Regions from separate parts of the Homo sapiens genome. Here region 2 is linked to region 1. A link is an interaction called in ENCODE POLR2A ChIA-PET data of the cell type or tissue named here. Cell type or tissue: Caco-2. All regions are shown on one strand. Links, peaks and the distances in the headings refer to the core of each region. The heading gives the core; the rest is flanking DNA.

Region 1 (4,390 bases), core at 119-4,118:
GGTGTGGTGGCACCTGCCTGTAGTCTCAGTTACTCCTGAAGCTGAGGCAGAAGGATTGCTTGAGTGCAGGGGATAGAGGCTGTAGTAAGCTATGATTGTGCAACTTCACTTCAGCCTGAGCAACGGAGTGAGACTTTGTCTCAAAAAGTAAAGAAAAAAAAAAAAAAAGAAGAACAGAACATCAGAACACAAGATATGCTCATGCTGACCACGGGATTTAGTATTTACCTTTGGTCGCTAAAGAGAAACGAAAGAACATACTAAGATATGAATGGTGGGCATTTTGAAGTTATGAAACTTTAATGCTGTGTAAAGAAGTTTAGGTAGAGAATACTATACAGTAAAATTTGAACATAATTTTAAAGTTAAAAACACATGCTACTTAACAAAATAGGCAATCCACACATAGATAATGAAGGGTTGATGCATTCCGGCATGTTTTTGGCTGTGAACATGTTTGTTATTGATTCAAAATTGTGCACAAGTGTTGCTATCGACAAAAACAAGTGCTTTTGCCCAGTGCCTCTTTTCATTTTTAGCTCCCAGGAGAACGGAGGTGGCCTTGTTCTAGTCCTCCTGCTCTCTGGCGGAACAGCTCACATGTGTGGAGCTGGGGTGTGGGGCCAGGCCTGTGTCTGGATGAGGCTTCCTCAGGCCCCAGATAAACTACAGACACCCCCAGGCCTCTGCGCACGCCTGGCGAGAAAAGGGGACTTCACAGAGGACTCAGGTGTCACCTCAGCGGCGTTCTGCAGCTGCTGCTGCTGGCTGTATTGTCCACACCTTTCATATTAAGGGTGGGATCCCTCACTGTCTGTGACCTCAGAACTACCTCAAAATGCAAATAATCAACTAACAAGCCTGTTACTTCCGGGATCCCAGCCACACAGCAGAGCTTCCTGTGTGGGATTTCTTATTCTAACTGCAGCCCTCCAAGCACGTGCATGAATCACGCTTGTTGTACTAACACGGAAACTGAGGTGCAGAGACTTCAAAGACTTGGTCAGGGCCCCTCAGCCAGGAAGTGGCAGAGCCAGTGGTGAGCCCTCTGTGCTTCTCAGGCTGTCTTTGTCATGAAAGAGGCAGCCGGGACCCCACAGAGCTTCTCCTTGGCGGGGAGTTTTCATTAGGCCCTGGCCTTCCCTGTGTGTGTAATGGAAACACCTCGTGTATTTCACCACTGTCCGGGTTGGGGCATAAGTGTCCTTCAAAGCACAGTCCCATTACGTCCCTTTCTATGGCAGGTTGAAGCCCTCTGCAGGAGTGATATGAGTGTATGACTCTTTCCTAGGTGAGAAGGCCCAGCAATCATCAAAACCATGGTGGAGACATCTTTGCATCTATTGTCTCATCTTCCTCCTGCATCATATGTGCTTGGGAAGTTCTAGAGGCTTGGGTGGTGGGTGTGTGGTGGTGAAGGGTGTCCTGTGGGGGCTGGGCCATCCTTGGTGTTGGGTGTGTGGTGGTGGAGGGTTTCCTTATGGAGCCTGGGCCGTCCTTGGTTGTCAGTGTGTGATAGGGGAGGGTGTTCACAGAGGTTGCACTGTTCTTGGCAAGTGGGTGCTGCTGTCCTGGTTGACTGTCAGGGAACTAAAATGCGGTGTGTGTCAAGAGACTGGAAGGAAGGAATGTCGGTGGGGCAATGGCCCGAGGCTCTACTGAATTCCGCTGTCTGTCCTATTCTTCCATGCTGGGGAAGAATAGGAAGGATCAGGGTAGGGAGGGCCCCAAACACGGAAATGCTGAGGCATTTGTCCCAGAGCCGCTGCCCACACAAGGTGGGTCATAGGCCCACAGATATGTGGAGGCCAGGGCTTCCCTGTGAGGAGCAGGCAGGGCCCTGCCCCCTACTCTTCAGGCACAGAGGCTCCCAGAGGTTCTTGTCAGTAGGGAAATATTAGTGCCAGCATGATCCTTTTAGAAGTGTGTGAAACAGGCAATAAGCCACCTTTTAACCTATAATGTAGGAGTCAGTGGGAGCAGCAGGCTCCTCTGGGAAATACTAACATGTGAAATGGAAGCCAGGCAGCCTCCCAGACGCAGGTGCATCTGCATCCCGAGGCGCTTTGTTACTTGGCAGTACGTGATTGACAGAAATCCAGATTCCTATAGATCAACTGCCAGAAATTTAAAAATGCCAGAAATTTAAAAATGTCTTGATTTCCTGCCTCGGGATATTTTAAACTTAACGAGGACAGATTTATTTTTAAGTCTAAGTAAGAACACATTAACTTAACAACCAAAGTTAAATTTTCAGTTATCTCCAGTGTATTTATATGTTGGCTGCTGCTATGTCTTCAAATGTGTTTTCTTTTCTTTCTTTCTTTCTTTTTTTTTTTTTTTTTTTTGAGATGAAGTCTCACTCTGTTGCCCAGGCTGGAGTACGGTGGTGCGATTTTGATTCACTGCAAGTTCCACCTCCCGAGTTCCAGGAATTCTCCTGCCTCAGCCTCCCAAGTAGCTGGGATTACAGGTGCCCGCCACCACGCCTGGCTAATTTTTGTATTTTTCGTAGAGATGTGGTTTCACCCTGTTGGCCAGGCTGGTCTTGAACTCCTGACCTCAGGTGATCTGCCCGCCTCGGTCTCCCAAAATGCTGGGATTACAGGCTCAAAAATGCATTTAATATCACAATAAGCCCACTGTAAAGCCAAAAGAAAGTAAGTCCAGGAACATCTGTACTAAGAAGGAGTGGGAGCAACTGGCAGCTGTGTGGACTGACACTGTCCCCGAGGCTGGCACTGGGTACATTCGGAGACGAAGGGCTCCCTGTAGGCTCTCTCCTGTCTACCTCCTACATCACCCTGAGCTCTGGGTTCATTGATACAGCTGCCCACCTTTCACCAGATTTGGGTGTCTAGTAGGAGGCTCAAGCTCAGGAACAAACAGAATCTGTGACCTTCCCCCGGCTCCCCCAAACTGGTGTACCCCCAGACCAAATTATTCTCTTGGTGAAACCCTCCAATCACTATTCATTAACCTTAAAATGAAATCCACCTTTCTTACCAAGGCCTATGACCTGGGCATCAAAGTGAGGTCCACAGTCTGAGCACCCCCTGGGCTTGGTGGAGCAGATGCTCAGGCCCCCAGGATCAAGGCTGCATTTGAACAAGATGCTGGCTGTTCTGCACAAGGAGTTTGAGACTCGACAACCCTCTTCCAGCTCTAAACTTCTCAGGGTCACTGTACCCCTGGGGCAAGGGCCTCAGTCTTGGAGCCCTCGAGCTTCCCCCGGGAGCCTTTGCACCTGGAAGCCTTGCTGTCATGTCACCAGCCATGAGCCAGGAGGCGTGGGGTCCAGTGGGGGCTTGGCAGTGAGTAGTTATGGAGCCTGGACCAGCTGCTTCCCATCCTTGGTCCCTTTCTGGGACATGCACAGTGGTCTCTGGGTTTGCCAGGTGTGACTGGGCAGATAGTGGATTTGGGAACCATGAGAGACAGCCCTGGGCTCAGGCCTGGGTGGGCGTGTCTCCTACTCCAGCGAGTAAGCCCCATGTTGGCCCTTTCCAGAATGACCCCACAGACCTACAGGCCTAGGCCCCCAGTAAAGGCATAACTACCAGGGGTCCCGGGGGCCCCAAGGCCTCTCATCCCCAGCCCTGCATGAGAAGCTGCCCCGGGAACCAGGGCCTCCTCCCCTCACACCTCCCTTCTGGGCCTTGGCCCACCCTGCGCTGTGTGTCCATCAGTGAGTGAGGACAGATGGATACATATTGGGCTGTGTTTTGGCATCTGTTGGTGGTGGGGATGGGACTTCTAGACACTCAGGGTCAGCAGCGTCAACCCAGAGGCCACAGAGCAGCAGTGTGAATGCACAGATTGCTGCCTGGAGACCCCAGGCAGCAGGAACTGCATACTCAGGCTTTTTTTTTTTTTTTTTTTTAAGTAGGATGTGACTTCCTTCTATCTTGGCCCAGAGACTTGCTGCTACTAAAAGGGACTGGGTCACTGACCTCTGTCTAGTGAGGAACATTTCTGAAAAGGTTTTAGCAGGCTGAAGAGCAGAAGCCACCTTGAGGTTAGCAGAGCTGCTGGGACTCCTGCGGTGTTTTTGTCTCTCAGACAAACCCCTGGAGCAGCAGGTAATGCCCAGGACACCCTCTCCACTCCACTTCCACCCATGGGTTCCTCTTCCTAAACTGATGCCTCTCAAATTCCGCGTGGCCAATACTTTGCATGTTGTTCTCTGGCCTTGCTCGCGTGGCCAATACTTTGCATGTTGTTCTCTGGCCTTGTTCTCATTCTAAACACCTGAAAAACTCCCTCTTCCTGCCTCTCTCCCGCATCCACATTCCACACCCCAAGGGCTAGGTCAGTCCCAGCCCCGCCTTGAAGGTATCCCTAAGGGCTCTGGCCTGAGCACCATCTCACTGGCCTGGGGGTCCTCCCT
Region 2 (4,390 bases), core at 183-4,182, 610 kb after region 1:
GCATCAGCGTCAAGATCAGCCAGCCCCAGGGACAGGGCCTGGCCATTCCAGCTGGACAAGGAGTCAAGGCTTTGCAGGTGTTCTCTTTCTCTGAGATGAAGGAAAACTGAAAGAAGAGCCCCTCAGCCCACAACCTTCAGGAGTGAATTCAGGTGCATTTTCTCCTGAAATTTACAGATAACCTGGTCTGATCATCAAGAGCTTTAGGTGACTGAAATCTCTTTATGTGTTGTGCAATAAATGACCCGAGGGCACACAGTGTGTGGCTGTGGTCACAAGCTCTCCCTCAGCACACCAGCTTGAACCTCCTTCCTTAACCTTCACAGGGACACACACCTGGGTGGTTCGGCTCCCATGAGTGGGGCTGCTGCAGACAGGAATCATTCACACACTTTGCAGCCTGGTCTGCAGAGCAGCCTTTGGGCCGCGCCTGCCTCCATTTCCCCCCAGGACTTCTGGGTTATGCTTGAGGTAGAGCTAATTTCTGTCCTTTCTTGGGGTGGCATGTGCACCCAGATCATGATGACAATAAATACTGTTTATTAAGTCTCACCATGCATTGAGTATATGTAATATTTCATTTAATCTTCACAGTGAATGCATGAGCTGAGTAGTACTGTTACTCTTAAATTTAAAATGAAAAAACCCTGGCTGGGCTTGGTGGCTCACACCTGTGATCCCAGCACTTTGGGAGGCCAAGATGGATGGATCACTTGAGACCAGAAGTTCAAGACCAGCCTGGCCACCATAGCCATTTTTAGTAGAAAAGCTGTCTCTACTAAAAATACAAAAAATTATCCAGGTGTGGTGGTGCCACCTATAATCCCAGCTATTCAGGAGGCTGAGGCATGAGAACTACTTGAACCTGGGAAGCAGAGGTCGCAGTGGGCCAAGTTCGCACCACTACACTTCAGCCTGGGCTGACAGAGGGAGACTGCACCTCTAAAGAAAAAAGAAAAAGCCCCAAGCCTTGCAACTTAAACATCACCCAGCTTGTCCCTGGTGCAGCAGGATTTTGAACCCAGCAGTCAGTCGCCCCAGGGGCCAGCTACTGACCACAGACATGACACCCACTCACTGAGCCCAGTCCCCTCCACAGGCAAGCCTCACCCCTCAAAGATGCAAGCAGTGGCCTAGCCTGGCCTTTCCTCTGACCAGAGGCTGGCCCTAAACATGTCACTCAGCAGAAGGGTATTAAACTCTGCAGAGGGCTCAGAGCCTCAGGGCCACCAGGCAACCGGCACAGGCCCTTGCAATGCTTGGCAATCAGGAGAGGCACTGACAGAGGTGACTACAGTGCCAGAGGGCAGCTAAGGGCCAGCAGGAAGGTCACACTCAGCTGAGGGGACACTGGACGGGAGGCCTTGTGCACAAGCTGGCCTTCAGACTGCATCCTAGAGGAAAGGGGGCTCCACACGGAAGGAAGGAGGGGTGCACAGGATGGGGGAGGCTGGCCCAGAATGACAAAACTGTGACAAAGCCCAGGCAATGCCACAGCATCCTCCTTCCAGAGAGGGGCTTCGTGTTAATTGCCGAGCGGGGGCATCCTCTCCCCCTACACCATCGACGTGGCTTCCCTGCGCTCTTAGAGTAAAATCCCAGAACAGCAGCCCTTGTCAGAAGCTGGCACATGAATGCAAGGGCACCAGGAGCTTGGGCTGCGTGTCCCGGTGCTCTCCCAGCTCCACCATGTGTAGGCTGGCCTCATTGCAACTCAGCTCCCCAGCTCTTAAAATGGGACCATAGCCGTGCAGGCCCCTAAGACAACTGTGGTGACCAAATCAGCCGGCACCTCCCAGAGTTAGGGTCCAGTCAACCACACCTGCAACTGTGATGAATTAGTACTTGGGCCGGCCTGGCCTGGCCTCTATTCGCTCCTCTGCCGCACCTCGTGCCCTGAGCCTCCCAGTTTGCTGTGTTCCTTTTTCAGTTCTTTCGCACATCACATTAGATGAAATGGGGACATGCTGGAAACATGTTTGTCTTGTCGTTGTCTGACACCGTTGCTCATTTATACTGTGTACAGATTTTATTCTATCACATTTGCAATCTCAAGGAACCTCATGTTATGAAATGCTTGAGGTGCCACGAAGGCCCTGTGTGTTTACCTGCTGATGAGTTAGTTGATCTCATGAACACTCAAGAGTGACATCTTATGAATACTGGGAATAAGAAAACTTGTAATACAAAAAACCACTAATGAACACTGACATTTAGACTTACCCTCTATACCCTCCCGGATATGCTTTAACATGTCAATTATTAACCTCTCACCTAATAATAGAATTATGGTGGTTACTCACAAAGTGGCTGTCTCTCCTCTGCAGCTCACACTGGAAACTGCAGGAACACAGCAGGCACCTCCGGCTGCTTGCAGCCCAGCCAGTCTGACCCTGGCCTTCTCAGGGGATGTCTCCTATCCCGAAGCATGGGTCCAAACAGAGCAATTGTGTAGCAGAACAGGTGATGATTATGCAAGAAACAGTACGGTCTTTTAGAAGATCAGCTCTAAAGGTCAAGGGGGTGGATGTCTTTATTAAGAAGGGAAAAAAATGTCAGCTATGCTGCTGTGTGCAGAAAAAGGAATCCACTCCTCCATTGACAAAAATGCCCATGCTGCATCTTGCTGAGCCTCAGATCTAGCTTTCAGGGTTGTGGCAAATCTAAAAGCACATGCATTCCTCAGAAAATGCCCCTCTACAGCTCGTGTGTTCTCTGACCCTTTACATGACACATACCAGCTGTTCTTCACATTATTTGAAAGACACTTTTATGAACTCAGATCTCCCCCATCCCTCTCCCACCCCCTGTCCCCACACCTAAAATTCAGGAGTTCATCCCTTTACCAGGGAAGAAAGCTGTATAATGGCCCTTTTTCACCAAGGATTCCATATTCCCCAAAGCATCCTTAAAACTGTAGTTTCCATTTTCTCCCTGCATACACTCCATTTCTCGTACTTAAATATGAGCTCCTGTCCTGGGCTTACCCTGCTAGGCACCAGGTGAGCACTATATTCCTGAGCTGCTTCTGTGGTCTAAGAAGCAAGGCAACCCTCCAATTCATTGAAGATCTCCAATTCTCGCCTCTAAACATACAAGTATCTTTTAGGAATGTGACTTCATAATCTATCCAGATTTAGCAAACACGGTAAAAATTTAAGAATCAAAACAGTTTTCAAATGTGAGCACAATAGCCAGGCTACCAGAAAACAGAACTGATTTGCAATTAAATGCTGATGTCATCTTTCAGCATCTGTTAACTTCTCCCCTAGCGACTCAGAGAAAGCAGAGTTCTTCCAAATTAAGGACTCTCAGAAAAGTACTTACTTTGAGAAACTCTTAGCTCTTTTAAAATGGAAAGCAATGTGGCAAAGATAACCTATATGTCATGAAAAAGTAGCCATGTAAAAGGGAATGTAGATTCATTTTCAGATGTGCACAATGAATTCATTTGATTTATTCTCACAGACAGTAAATAGATTGTGATGATAATAGGACAGCTAAAGCCAAGATGTGCAATTTAAGCTTTCACTGCAAATTTGATAATGGGAAGGGTTTGTGGTTTAATGTGGGGGTCTCAGGTGGCTGGCATTTTGCTGAGTATCCTTTTGCATCTTACTATTATTAGCCTACTGTCACTGTAGACTCTCCCACAGCTTTCACGGATACTGTGACTGAACATAATTTGGGAAGATAAATCGTATGGAATGTAAATTTTCAGCCCTGTGTGTATGGAGCAGTCTCGGAATTGATTTAATTGATGCACTGTGCTGACCACACCTGCGTCTTCCTGGGGCAGGGTCTGTTGCCCACAGCCAGCTCCAGGACACCCAGGAGAACTCCCAAGGAAGGAGCACCTTCATAAGGGGGCAGCCCTACCCTCCCTGAGTCCCGTCTGCGCCCCTGTGAGGAGCCCCTCACCCCTGGATGGCCACAGAGCTAAGAAAACCCCTTGGTTTTCCTAGAGAACTAGAGAGCCGGGAAATAAACAAATATACTGTGGTCCATCCAACCTGGATGAGAGAAATCTAACAATAAGTAAGCACAGTTGCCACACTAACTGTCAACACTGCCGTAAATGGTATCTGTTCAAAGTGCGCAGATAGGTGTTGGTACAAGAACCGGGATTTCACTCCTGACTCTTTATTGACTGATGACTGCAGAGCAAAATTGTGTATCTGCTTTTCAATTTCATCTTCTAATAATTCATCTTTCTTTATGAAATTTACAAACTCGGGGTTCATGATGCTTTGGAGATTTTTTAAAGCCGTGTTTCACCAAAGACAGAGACATGCTACCCTAGGAAGGAACCCAAGTCCCTGAACGACCTTGAGGACAGACCAAAGCCCAGGAGTGCCCACCAGGAACTATGCAAGGAGACAAGAGTCAA

The links. ChIA-PET counts read pairs that join two places held together with the same protein. Peaks named below come from ENCODE experiments on the same cell type or tissue, not always from the same donor. Only the 100,000 strongest peaks of a DNase experiment are listed, where the experiment ranks them.
Region 2: POLR2A ChIA-PET joins it to region 1 with 17 read pairs; 1 of 35 experiments calls an interaction of 5 or more read pairs at or near these places.

What each region holds. Positions count from the first base shown.
Region 1 is chr13:24,615,195-24,619,584 of GRCh38, reverse strand. No RefSeq gene overlaps it. Among named protein-coding and RNA genes, the nearest start is that of ATP12A, 63 kb to the left of the region's middle. In Caco-2, for the core only: no CTCF peak of the experiment used is centred there; a DNase peak (open chromatin) is centred at 1,674.
Region 2 is chr13:24,004,027-24,008,416 of GRCh38, reverse strand. It overlaps a transcript of SPATA13 not described here. Among named protein-coding and RNA genes, the nearest start is that of C1QTNF9B, 110 kb to the right of the region's middle. In Caco-2, for the core only: no CTCF peak of the experiment used is centred there; DNase peaks (open chromatin) are centred at 276 and 2,406.